Linked DNA regions of Homo sapiens: region 1 is linked to region 2. The links are chromatin contacts, found by Hi-C or POLR2A ChIA-PET in ENCODE. All regions are on one chromosome and are shown on one strand. The core of a region is the stretch at or near the end of the contact, and the rest is flanking DNA. Distances in the headings are between cores, read along the strand shown.

Region 1 (7,361 bases), core at 368-2,867, 140 kb before region 2:
TACTTTGTGAAATTGCCCAACATCTCTAATAGCCTTTTACATTGCATTGAACATGCATTTACTCGCGATGGGTATGAAATCACAGGACAAACATGGACATCTGTGAGATTACGATTACATAGTCACTCCCTCTACCTCAGCTTTCTCATTCGTATAATGGGAATGAAAATTACAGCAATAATTAACTGCTTTGTACTCTAACAAACACATACAACATATAAATGTTCTGGGGAACAATTGTAAATTTTTTCTTCAGCATAACAAAGGAGCCAAGTATCCTGAAGCAATTTGGGAAGATTCTCAAAGTACCTAATTTGTTCTCAGAGAGTGGATTGTTGATAGAGAAACTAACCAAGCTCACATACAGCTGTAAAAGTTAAACATCATGACATTTGTGCTCTAATGTTTGTTCTACTCTAAACACTCAACGCTTTCAAAACATCTCCATTAAAAAGGGTGGTTATATTTGCACAGAAGTTAAGTGATGGATGAAGGGTCACTTGGTCAGGATGGGAAAGGTTGGAAACTATTGTTATTTCCTAAAGTTAGGGCCCAATAGGTATTGGTGACCTTTGCAGGCAAAGTGAACAGAAATTCAATTACCAGTCCCACCTCCCTTTGGGTACTGGTTACAAGCAGAATATCAGATGTTAGACTTCTAAAGCTTCTATTACAAATTCTCCAGATTTTGGTTACCCAATTTTGCAATCTTAACTCCCTTCTGGGCTCATCACATCTCATTTTTCCTATACTCCTGCCCAATACCCCCCATATTTCTTTGGCTGTTGCCAATCACTTCAAACTGCAAAGGTAAAACAAAAAACAAAACAAAAACAAAAACACAAAAGCAAAAAAACTCCTTTTCTCACACACAGGTCAAAAGCAACACAGAACACCAGTCTGTCTTAATACCCTGACTTTGTTTTCCAGCTCATTCTATGCTTTGCACTTCACTGAAGATTATTCATCACTATGAACCTTGCAATGGACACCTGCATTTTGTGTCTGTCTCCCTGGTTTCCTCCGTTCTACTTAGACCGGCTACATAACAATCACCTCCTAGAGCCCTTTTTTTCTCCTACCTTCTTGCTCTTTTTAATACCATTTCCCAAATCTATAATAAGCAATCCCTTCTTAATTACTAGGTCATCATCTTTGACTTTATGAAATATCTGAAGCCCATCCAAATAGTCCTTTCCCAGAAAGAATTAACCTTTCTCTTTCTTTTCGGAAGCTCTTTGCACCTCTGGACTTGGATTGATTGATATGTGTATCCTCTGTTAAAAAGCTTTGTCTGAAAAGCACCAAATGTTTGTACTTTCATAACAGGAAACTGAGTCACATATTGTGCCAAGTGCTTTAAATGGAGATTTTATTTACTCCTCACAATACTCCTATAAGGTAGGTACTATTATTTTCCTTAAAAAAAATACAACATAGAATTTCAGCTAGAAAGTACATGAGTCAGATTTCCACAGAGCTTTATCTGAGGCCAGAATCCATGTGCTTGACCTCTTAAACACTCAACTGCTAGGCTCTTGGAGCACCAGAGTAAATACCATTGAAAAAGCTTCAACTCTGAGCTCCCAAGAGCCACTCGTGAGTAAAAGTACTAAAACAAATTTCACAATATATTTGCCTCGCCAGTTACTCCGTGTTTCAGTAATTTTTGCTGCACAAGTTAAGTGTGCCTAAGGAGAAAGTCTCTGCATCTAACTAGTTTTTGAGGGCATAGAGAAAATGTTACTAGCACACTCCGCCAAGCTCTACTTTTGATCACGAGTTAGCATGAGTGTTGCTTGCTATAGAAAATGGGATGAAGATGAGAAGACAGGAAGGCACATGGAGAAGTGAGGTGACTTGGAAGTGAGAATGCCATTTGGAATTTTGCGCAGAGGCTGTACCACAGATGCAAATGCCTTTTTAGTTGATCATTAGCCCGTTCTCTGCAGGGATACCTACTGCTATAAATGTTTTTCTACCCTTAATTCTTTTCTTTCTCTTATTGCTAGGATTCTAAATAATCGATTAACCACTTTAACTCTCAAAATACCCCTGAAGTAATGTGTGCCAGAAATTAGGAGTTCCTTTTGGTTGTCATGGAGATATTTCTAGGAACAGAACTAAATTTGCCATGTAAATGTAATTCTTATGATAAATAACCTGGGAATCTTAGAAGAATTCGCATAAAATAGAAGACCAACAATTATCTTTGAGTTCCTACTATTCAACAACTAATCTTTAGTAATTAGGTCACAGGATATTTTTTCTTTAATGGCCTTGAAAATACAGGACTAATACATTTGGGGCAGGGCAGAATCTGAATTTACCAAATGGTTGTGGTTTTGATCTCACATAGCCCCTTGTAGATAGGACATGGGGAAGAAATACATGTACAAATAAAACTGTTGTGGCTAGGCCCCCAAATCTGTAAACCTGAACAAAGTAACTTTGTGTGAGATATCCACAAATATGTAAAGGCCATATCTCCTTACCTCCCATATACAGTTTTATCTTTAATTAAACCGTTTTATTAATAGAATTAAATTTTAAGAATGATGAATACAATTTAAGATAAGATGTTTGTATGCAGTTTCTGTATACCTCCCCCATTGTTTTTAAAGTGGACAATTGAACGGTTTTAATTTTTTTTTTTTTTGAGACAGGGTTGTAGAATGCTTTCATTATCTCAAAAAGAAGCCCCACATCCCTTAGCTGTCATTCCCAGTCTCCCCATATCCTCTTAGCCCTTGACTACCACTAATCTACTTTCTATCTCTATAGGTTTTCCTATTCTAGATATTTCATATAAATGGAATCCTTGATTTTTAGTTATGGACATAACTGAAATTATTATTTATAAAAAGTTCTTTCTTACACAAAAGAAATTTCAGAACCCTTGAGTGTATTTTCCTCTAAAGAAATATACCAAATCTTGTGGGCACGGTGACTCATACCTGTAATCCCAGCACTTTGGGAGGCCAAGGCGGGCAGATCACTTGAGGCCAGGATTTCTAGACCAGCCTGGCCAACATGGCGAAAAACCCGTCTCTACTAAAAGTACAAAAATTAGCTGGGCATGGTGGTACGTGCCTGTAATCCCAGCTACTCAGGAGGCTAAGGCACAAGAATTGCTTGAATACTGGAGGTGGGGGTTACAGTGAGCCAAGATTGCACCACTGCACTCCAGCCTGGGCAACAGAGCGAGACACTGTGAAAAAAAAAAAAAAAAAGCCAAAGCTAACATTCTTTAGGGTTAAAACTAAGTTAATGATGTACACACACAAAAAGGCAGATAATATTTTTATCTGATTATTTTATAAAAGAGATGGGTAAGTTAGAAATCCCTAAAGAGAATCATTGTTCAAGTTGAAGCTTCCTTCAGCTGTGTCTCTGCCAGATGTTCACAACATTGACGAATTGGGGATCTGCATCTACATACTCTAAAATGGCAGTAATTCCAAACATGATGCATACTACAGGCTTCTCACAGAAAGCACTGACATGCCACGATGGGGGCACGGGAACTGAAGGAATTTGAAGACAGGAGGTCAACAGATAAACAAATTTTTCTTATTGGAAGTGAGTAATTATTCTTAGGTTCACTGATTACTAACACAGTCCTTTAAGTAGTGGTCATAAGTAATGATCTTGAACATGGGACATCTTTTTAGGTGATCTCTACCTCCTTGGGTTTCTTACTTAAGATCCAACTAGTCCAGTTAAGAGGCAGAAGAGAACAGGAGTGATGAGTGGGTGGTAACAACATTTAGGAACTTGGAGAGGCGAAAGGGGCATGCGGGAAGAGCTAGGATGGAACCACGGAGCCCAGTAGCAGCAGTGACAGTGCCCAGGCTGTGGCCATTGGGAGCAGGCACAGTGTAGTGCACATAGTAGTTGCCCAGTGAGTATTTGTGGAGCTGAACTTGAAACAATTCTTGAAAGGGCCTCCCCACCCCCTCTCGCATCCCTGATCCACTCACTCTCCCTGGCCTGACAGTCATGCACAAATATTTTAATAGCAATGCTTTGCATTTAGAGATTAAAAGCCTTATACAAGTGCTGTTAAAAAAAATCAAGGAAGCATTGTTCTGGATGTAGATTAGACGAGGCGCTCAGAAGGGAGACGTGGACAATCCCTGTGATTAGTCCTGTGATCTTCATGAGAATCCCTCTTCCCTCTCCCACGTAGCTGTGTACACTGTGTTAATGTTCCCAAGTCTGACTCTGTTCTACATCTCCTTCCCCAGTCTGTAAGAAGGCACGTTCTCATTGTTCACTTACACTATCTCAAACATTGCTTATCCTACTATTTTACTTCGAAGTATCCCAAGAGAGTGATCATGCAAATAAAAATTATTTTTAAATCTTCATCTACATTGACATGGCTCTGCAGATATTGAGACTTAAATATATGTATGCATCAGTATTTTCAGATATAGCTGCACCTGTACAAGATAAGTTACACATCATTAAATGTTAGGAACATGTCAAAAATGTCTTCCCTGCCATACACAAAATGTTGTTAGCTAAACAATATAATTCTTTCTAATCAAATGACCACTGTGAAATACCTGATTCACTTTGCACCCAACAGCTGGGGCTGTAGCTTGTGTTCCCAGCCAGAGCTGAACATAAGCACAATAGGAAAGACAGAAACAGCTGCAAACTCTTGGGAGAAAAAAATTTGCAAAGCAACTTTGCCATTAGGCTTCAGGGTAGGAAGGAAGTAAAATCATCTTTCTGTTCCCTTTTGTGTAGGGCAGCTGTCTTTGGGGGGAAAAAAAATGTCCATTCTATTTTGTAACAGAAACTTCATCGTATTTACTAAAACACGAGTTGTAGAAACTCAGGCCTAGCCATACATTTAACACTGTGGTGCAGTCAAAACATTTACAGAACTTTGTAGGAAGTCACTGCTCTGACAGATTAAAGTGGGAGGTTGCCATATCTGTGCTCCACTCCTGACTCCTCCCGCACTATTATTTACTGTAAATATATGGACTTCAGTGATGTTGATTGTTTGATCCTTCAAATGCTTTAGGTTTCTTTATAAAATTTAATGGAATGAAATTCTCTTAGGCAAGCGTCAGAGAAATAGATTCTCTGTGGTTTCGAATAGCCCTTTGTCTGTAGGTACTATTATTATCAGGTATCTTTCCTACTAAAATTTAATTTCTTAAAGGTAAGTTCTGTGTCACTGTTTCCTTTGCTTCATTCGTTTGTATAGTAAAGCAAAGTTAGGTAGTTCTTGATACTTATTTGATAAATTAAAAGCCACTTTTAAAAAAAATCAGTGATACCAGTACTTTTCATAAAATAAGCATTTTTTTTACCTTTTGTTTTGGATGCATAGTTAATAGGCAAAATATAGTTTCTTTTACACAAAGGCTAGGAGACAAGAATAAAACATTTGCTACAGCGTTTCTATAATGAGACTGATGCGTGACATATCCCTCAGGCGATTGACTCTGTCACACAGCAGAATTTACTCAGTTAATAAAGCAACATATTTAAATAAGGAATTGTATTACAACTTTAGAATGTGGAAATAGGCCAGGGAACTTTTGATGTTAAAAAAAGTCGGAGCTAAAGTAATCATAAAAAGCTTATTCATACAAAACTGGATTGGTGAGGTAATGGACGATTTTGAAAAAAAAAAAAGCAGAAATAAAGATAAAAGGGGGCAAATCAACATAATGAACACATTAGGAAATCAATAGATGCCAGCTTTTCTAGTCCTTCTTTGTATTTTTGCAATTGTATAGAATGCCATTGATGTAAATTAAAAACATGTATAAACACAGAACAATACTACACATTTTACACATAATAGATATGAGCATATTTCAAATCCATTAGAGTGCATGTCTCTGTGGGAGGGGCGGGGCTTCCCTCCTTCAGGTTTGAGAAGTTAAGGATAGAATTAAATGGTCAAGATGGATGAGTTGGATAAACAAGCACAGTGGAATGGACAGAGGAAAGGGGGAGAAAAGGCGTAGTTCAATGTGAAGCAATAGAAGGGAGATTACTAGGGGAATAATTAGATAACAGGACCTGTATGATTAGTTTTGAGCTAGGAAGGTTTTATTTACATGGTTTTTGACCTTGAAAAAATTCCACCATGCCCTTTAGTACAAGAAAAACATAACTTACAGGTTTTAAAATATGGCAATGATCAATATCCAGGCTGCTATAAAGAGAGTGGTAATTAAAAAAATGTTTTGTAGAAGAATACACATATAGGATGTATAGACAGGCAAGTTATAGGAAAAGCTTATCATTCTCAGTTGGTTTACTAGAGGTTATTGTCTGATGAGGGTACTAACTACATCAGACAATTACGAAATCTCCCTTTAAAAGAAATTTCTAGTATTCACAGAAGTTCAAGATTTCCATAGATGCTATTGTCATTCTTTCCTCATCAAGAATCTACTAACAACTCATGTTAAAGGCACCAATAACTACAAAACAGCAAAAACCAACCCAACAAGAGAGTCTTTTAATTTCTGCAAAGTGCTATGGTTCTTGTATCTAGGAAACACAGTAAGTTGAAATGGAAACTTTTGTTGTACAGAAATACTGTTGCTATCCATTAAAACCATTTCTTAATAAAATCTGGATTTTTTTTGTATCTGAACTTATTTGCATCCAACCCTACCATTTTACAGAATCAGGAGAGCTTGAGTTACAATGGGATTTTGATGATAATGTTGTCCCTTCCTAACTCCTGCCAATATTTCTCAATGATGTGAATGTTTCTTCTCATGAAGATGCATGGTTCACACAATAGCTCTCCTTTGATCTGTAGCTTCCCTTGAAATAAAAAAAAATTGCCTAGAAGTGCTTTGTTTCATTTTATTTTCCAATCACGTGACAGAAATTATAAATGGAAAAAAAATGCCACACCATTCTGGACGAGAAAATTAAAGCAAACAGATTCAAACTGAAAGCTTCAAGAACTTAATAAAAAGAGACCACACATTTAACAGAAAGTAGACCAGGCTTCATTGTTTGGCTTTCAGTCTGTGTTCCAGTTTCTACTATGATTTGGACTTTACAGTATTTGCAAATACCTTACTGCAAAAACGAAAACAAATTAATTGCACAATACCAGATAGAACAGACACAGCTACTCTCAGAAAGCACTTACCTGCATGAAGCGACCCTCTGATGTCCCAAGATTAGCTATGGTGAGGTCTCCTTTAATGAAGGTGGATATAGATGTTAAGAGGACTTCGCTGAATTGACCCATGAATAAGTCAACGCGCTGCAAAGCTGTGGTAAACTCTGTTCGATATTCATCACGGCGCGCTTCACAGCCTGATGAATTTCTCAGAAGTGTCTGGAATAAAATATGG
Region 2 (6,879 bases), core at 207-2,706:
AGCAGAGATCACACCACTGCACTCCAGCCTAGGCAACAGAATGAGACTCTGTCTCAAAAAAATAAATAAATAATTTAAAAAAAGAAATTGGCCACAGTGGGAGGGAGTATTCACACCATGAACTAGTGATAAACACTACAGATCAGGGCTTTTTGTACTCTCTGGAGAGCTGGTTGTTAAACATTTACCAGTGGAATCATTTTAAAATGTAGATATACTTTAATATGAACTGCAGTATATAAAACAGATAGAAGAAGAATGAAGCTAGCAGAACGTGCCCTAAGCCATACTCACTTAGCTTCCTCCCTTGCCACTGCATGTCCTTGCCCCTTGAAAGGCTCTGAGGCACCTCTGCAGCACCCTGTAACACCATGGGATTTAAAACCTCCGGAAAAATAATCCTTTCAGCTCACGCCGGGACTGTATTCTTTTAACTGGTATTTCCCTTTTCCTAGATTTGGGAATACAGACATAAAACAGCAGGGTTTCCCTCAGTTTTATGAGATTGTTTTTCAATAGAATGCCAGAGGGATCAGTTTGAGAACATTGGAAATCTGATTCCTCTAAATACAAGAAAAAATGGTCATAGGAAACAGTGAGTTTCCTCACTTTGTCAATGCTCTTGAAGCAATTGTGAGTTTTCTCTTGTTGAGATGCAAGGCCAGCCCTGGGTGAAGCCAGAAGTTTATGCGTTATAAGGGCACCCCAGACCTTTCCATTAGCATATTACCTTTCTTTCTTGGTTAGACTAGGAACCTGATGCTCCGAGGGAGTAAGATTTGGTGGAATGTTGTAAAGTATTCGGGGGTAGGAGGTAAGAAAAGGAAACTTTATATGATCCACAGATTTTTGGATAGGTTCCTAAAAAAAGGGTGTTGGGGGATTAAAAAGTGGCTGCCTGAGAGGACACTTTGTCTACTTGCTTTTTTGAACTGCAAGGCCTGTTCCGTGAAGTGCCTGAAAATGGCTATAGGAGGATCACAGAGGCTGTCAGGCAGCCGGAACGTAAGTCCAGGCAGCTTGTGTGAAAATCTTGAGGTAACCCTGATGTTTCCAGGGGCCCCCAGTGTTCCTAAGCTGGAGAATAGGAGCATGAATGCCATGACTGCTGCAAAACTTATCAAGCAAAATCGACAATTGTCACTGCTTGTGGAATTCCCTTTCTGTTAAAAATGAACGTGATTTCATGGGCACATATTTTGGTGTAATATTTTCATGGGAATTCTTCTTGTGCTCTGAATTCTGATTTCTTTTAATCTTACCCTTCCCATTTTCCCCAGAATGACAATGGATTCATTTTCCCTTCAAGGTCTTCTAAATCTATCACCTCTTTCCTTGACTTTGTCGCCTGATTTCCCTTCTATAAAGTTCTCTTCTTCAGAGGGAGGGGCAGAGTCACGGCTGGCTAGATTGCGGTCCTTATCTCTGCCCACACTCCTTCCTGTTCCCTTCTCTTGCCAAGCTTCCCTCTTCACTCTGCCCTTAGCTCCAGACCTGGCTTTGGGCTATGAGCCTGTTCTGCCGTGTGTCCCTCAAGCCAGTCCCGTCTCCTGATCAGCAGTGCCCCAGATTCGCTCTTTCCTCCGACTAAACCCATCCCCTTATCTCCCTCCTCTTCAACCTGCTACGTTGCTTGACAATACAGGGGTTAAATCTTTATTTCTTGCCTTTCATTTGCATCCTTTCCTTAAATTATCTAAGGCAAAGACTTTTTAATATTTGTACTGGAGCTGTGTCACAGTAGCGATGTTAAGCACACATCAGAAGATGAAGTATAATGCCACTTTAAGTCTCTTTAAGAGACTTAAGAGGTTAAGGAGAATTGAACATTTTGGCTTCTTCTCAAATGCAGAGAACAATTAAAAGTGTCCCCAAATAATTAACAGAAATTAATTTAGACTTATGAAAAATAAATATTATTCTCTTCTTAGAAGAAAATCAGAAGAGATCAGAAGCAGGGACTTAACTGATTATATAGCTTCAGTTCCTGAGGACGACCAAGTCAATCAAAATTATCATGCCATGCCATTTTGCAATGGATTTAATTATTTCTAATCAAATAATGGATTTATTTGCAATGGATTTGATTATTTTTAATCAAGCAGAAAATCTCCGAGTTCATCAGGTTTAGCTTTTCAAATCTGATGATCTGACACCTAGTGTTAATTTTGAGTACTGCTAAATATTTCACATAAAGTATACAGTACATTGAGTCTCCGTTTTTTATTCCTTTTCGTTTCTTCATATAACTTGAGAGATGTAGTCAGGTTACCATATAGTCTCAGGATAGATGTAGCTTACTTACTGGTGTTCAGAATGCGCAATGCGACCTGAAGTCAGGAAGCTGGGTCCTATCGTTGTGGGCCAACTGTTCCTATGACCTTGGGCAAGTTACTTTCCTCTTTTAGTCTGTGTGCCCTCAGTGGTAAGATGAGAATGACGGAACATATGGAATATATGATTTATCTCTAGGTCTTTTCCAATTCTGGAACCCTGTGTGTTATCTTTTTAAAGCAATAGTTATGTATGCCAGCTCTATTTTGAAGCTTGGAATATGTTCACCCAATAAACCAGAAAATGAAACAGTTGTTACTTGGAGGTGTATGGCTATTCTTTCACTATGTGAAATTCCTTCAAAACATGTTATAACAAAGAATTGAGACAAGATTTTGATGATTTTTAGTAACGCCATCTAATGGAGCTTTGGTTATCATAAAAATATTCTAGCTCTGTGCCGTCCACTCCTTAACCACTAGCCACATGTGGCTACTGAGCACTTGAAATGTAGCTAGTGAGACTGAAGAACTAAATTTTAATTTTGTCTAATGAAAGATTCATTTAAATGTAAGTAGCCACATGTGTCTAGAGGCTGCAGTCTTAGATAATATAGATTTATAGTGTATGGAAACATGAAAATTTCTTGATGAATTTGGGGGTGGTATTCACCAATATACTTAATTTACTTTCTTTACTGATTGGCTGTATATTAATCTTGTTATTTCACATTGACCATTTCCATTTTTGCCTGAATTCACCATACAAGTGCTTTGGGATTGATTCCATAATTGTGTTTTCTCTCAGGGTTTCAGCTATGTAGGTCTGGTTTAATTGAATTTAAATAAAGATGCTTTTTCTAGTTCACAAACAAAGATTGAAACATGCAAAACATTGAGAACATGCTGTCATGCTTAGTAAGATAAATTTCAAAGCCTAACCCCTGCAGTTATTTTTCTAAGCTAATTCTCTGTATTTGAGAGTTCAGGTTTAAACAAAAGCTAGGAGTGTCATGAGATATAAAAATATGTTATTTCCTATTTGTTATGGTGTCTAAAAAAGATAAAATACTTAGACAATTTCCTTAAATTTTATTTAACTTAACAAGTTAGCTTTCTTGTTAATGGGTACCAAAACATAGTTAGATAGGAAGAATAAGTTCTAGTGTTTAATAGCAGAGTAGGGTGACTATAGTTAACAATAATTTATTGTATATTTCAAAATAGCTAGAAGATTTGGAATATTCCCAACACAGAGAAATAATAAGTGTTTGAGTGATAGATATCCCAATTGCCCTGATTTTATCATTACACATTGTATGCATTTATCAAAGTTTCACATGTACCCCAGAAATATGTATGGTCATTATGTATCAATAAAAAATTTAGCTTTCTTAAAATACAGACTTTCTTTTTTTTTTCTTTGTTAAAAGGATAATGGTCTCATTCAAGGATTTTAATAGAAACCTCATCCCAGTTGACTAATTCCAAATTATTTATCATTCGCTATGTTTTCTTGTGTGCTCTTGCAGCTAAAATAAACTCCACTCATTTAACTCTTTCATTAGCATATACTCTGTCGTGATTTCTTCTGTTGCCTTCATTGAAGAGACTAATTCCTTCTGATAAACAACTTCTCTAACACACACACACACACACACCCCTCTAAGACTTAAGGCTTAAGGCGACTGGGAGCAATTTATTACATTGTTGTTGAAAGCATCTTTCTTAGTACGATGCATATGCATGGAAGGGAGGTCTGGCCTAAAATAAGTAAAATGACATGTGATTTATAAAGGTTGGGTGTAATATCTATAATTAATTTTATCTTTTTTACACCTAAGCCCACTCTGCCCCCAAACTTCTGCCTTATTATCAAATTACTGTGCAAAAAAAGAATATCACTCCCATATGTACGTCAAATATTCAGAACTAGTTACTTTGTACATTTTAAAATGTAAAATCCATATGGTTTTCTACCATCCAATTAAGGGATAACCCTTATGTATCCAGAAGAAAAACAGGTAGAAATGTCACCTAAGTAAGTGTTTAATAGTATTATACAAAAATAATTAATATGTTAAATAATGGCCACAACACACTATAAAACCCTGCACTGCCTTCTGAAATGAATATTAAATTTTATTTATGAGAAGTTCAGCATTGTGGATGTGATTGAGTTAAATTTCTTAAAAACTGCTGAAGTTCTGTAACTGTACATGATAGTATGCTCATAATTTTTTTCAGAATATATGATTAGACAGAATATCCTAAGGGAAGTCTCATATACCTACTTTAATTCCACCACCTGAAGGACAATATGAGTTGCCTCTTCTCCCTGGTCGTATTAAGGAACCACAATTTGAAAATGATTTTATCAGCATGAATGCTGTGATTCTGCATTCATTAGAGTGACAAACATTACTCTGCAGATGAAAATACAAATTCTTTAGTAACAAGAAATTCCAGACAGGAATATTGTTGTGCCTGCATATTATACTTATTTATTCCATTAATCTATCCAGATACTTATCTTTTTTCTAAAGAGTAATGTCATTAGTATTGTCTTCTACAGAGTCTTCAGTGATTAAATACACTTATTTCTATGCAGCTTAGTTTTATATCATAAATGTCCAGTAGATGGCAGTGCATGCACTAGAATTCACAGAATATCCTCTCAAACCCTAACCACAGCTATTTTTTAAATCTGCATTTTGGAAACATTGATAAGGTCTCACACAATAAGATTAAAAGTCAGCATTAAGCACTGGCTTCTTATTTTTAGCCTCAGACAACCAATGGAAATGAAACCTGTATCTACATGTTTTATTTCATTGTGTTTGAACAAGATTTTGGCACAATAAAAAAAAAGGGAAATCATTAACTTAAAACATCCTCAAACCCTGAAATGATAAATGCAATAAACCAATATTCTGTAAGTTTTCTTGAATTGTCAGAGGGGGGCAGACTGGAGGGTGTGATTTGCGGATAGGATGCTGCCCTTTAATATGAGTAGCAAAGTCCTGGATAATGCTTGTCCTAGAAACTGTCCTTGTGTGTTGAAGACATAACTTGTAGATGATGTAGGGAGGGTTATTGTTAAATACTGAAAAGTGGCTGTCATACAGGCTTCCAGTCTGATTTGTCAACGTGAAAAACTTGGAGGGCAGTGGGGAGGCTTCGGGAGGGAGGGAGGGAGGGAGAGAGAGAGAATTGATTTTGTTTTCCCCTAAAGGAGAGGAAGTGTCCAGGGAAGCTCTGCCTTTGTGGTTTTTCTTGTGTGCCTCAAAACACTTAGGCAAGATAAAGAACCTCTCTCACTCTACTGGGTAGTAGAGAGGAAGAATCATTGTTTCCAAGAGTCGATGCACTGAGAGCATCCACTAGGCGTTTTGTCAGGCCAGAAATAAGCAAGTGCTAGGCAGCAGGATGTGGTGAGGCCACTGGGTCAGGGGAAGGTTGGGGAGAGCCTGCTCATAATGAAATGACTGGGAATGTACCAGCTGAAGTCCCTGACTCTGTTTGAAACCAGGATGCATACAGCATGGTGTAAAAGAGCATGGAGTACAAACACAGGGAGAGTGAGAGGAGATTAAGCAAGTGTAAGCCAAATCTCCACACCCACACTCACTGGACCCTGAATGCTCTTCTCCTCCTCTAGTTTTCACAAGGCCATCATCTTCTTGGTCTTCAGGTCTCAGACTTACAGTAAATATTTCTCCAATAAGTGAATGAATGGATGATAATGCAGAGAAAATTAACATTCCAATCCCAAGAGTTTGAACGTACAAAAGAGGCAGGAACTACTGCCACGATAATGGTAGCAGGAGGAGAGAGCTCCTCTGTGGGGAGGGTGGCTCTGTGTCCCACTGTACAGAGGCACGGTAGTCAGGATGAGAACCTAAGAAGAGCTCAAGACAACCTTACTTCTGGGTGAAGACTCAAAAGAATTGAAATCAGGGCCTTGAAGAGATATCTGTACCCTCGTGTTCATAGCAGCATTATTCACAACAGCCAGAAGGGGAAAGCCACCCAAATGTCCGTGGATGAATGAATGAATAAACAACATGCAGTATATACATAGAATGGAATATTAGCCTCTAAAAGGACATATGTATTAGTCTGTTTTCACGCTGCTGATAAAGACATACCCAAGACTGGACTGGGCAATTTACAAAAGAAAGAGATTTGCTGCACCCATCAACCCATCATCTAAGTTTTAAACCCTGCATGCATTAGGTATTTGTCCTAATGCTCTCCCTTGCCCCCCACCCTCAACAGGCCCCGGTGTGCAATGTTCCCCTCCCTGTGTCCATGTTTTCTCATGGTTCAGCTCCCACTTATAAGTGAGAACATGCGTTGTTTGGTTTTCTGTTCCTGTGTAAGTTTGCAGAGAATTATGGTTTCCAGCTTCATCCATGTCCCCACAAAGGACATGAACTCATCCTTTTTTATGGCTGCCTAGTATTCCATGGTACATATATGCTATATTTTCTTTATCCAGTCAATTATTGATGGGCATTTGGGTTGGTTCCAACTCTGTGCTATTGTATATAGTGCTGCAATAAACATACATGTGCATGTATACCTATGTAACAAACCTGCA

What was found. A loop is a pair of places that touch in the nucleus more often than their neighbours do. ChIA-PET counts read pairs that join two places held with the same protein, here RNA polymerase II (POLR2A).
Region 1: a map of endothelial cell of umbilical vein shows a loop between it and region 2 (5-fold over the local background). The contact joins two enhancer-like sites. A Hi-C loop is called at or near these places in 4 of 168 maps with a recorded cell type or tissue (HepG2, K562, endothelial cell of umbilical vein and 1 more). POLR2A ChIA-PET finds 5 or more read pairs at or near these places in 1 of 52 experiments (Panc1).

What each region holds. Positions count from the first base shown.
Region 1 is chr7:116,731,652-116,739,012 of GRCh38, reverse strand. It overlaps MET (MET proto-oncogene, receptor tyrosine kinase), which reads right to left. Exons shown (of 21, transcript NM_000245.4): 3 at 7,154-7,345. Among named protein-coding and RNA genes, the nearest start is that of COMETT, 47 kb to the right of the region's middle. Within about 2 kb of position 1,617, at least 2 of the 41 ENCODE cell types and tissues checked have a DNase peak (open chromatin) inside an H3K27ac peak, as active enhancers do; they include endothelial cell of umbilical vein, where a contact is called at or near this core.
Region 2 is chr7:116,587,233-116,594,111 of GRCh38, reverse strand. The region is part of intron 2 of COMETT (cytosolic oncogenic antisense to MET transcript); the gene reads left to right. Among named protein-coding and RNA genes, the nearest start is that of CAV1, 66 kb to the right of the region's middle. RefSeq lists an enhancer at 5,676-5,775. Within about 2 kb of position 1,456, at least 8 of the 41 ENCODE cell types and tissues checked have a DNase peak (open chromatin) inside an H3K27ac peak, as active enhancers do; they include endothelial cell of umbilical vein, where a contact is called at or near this core.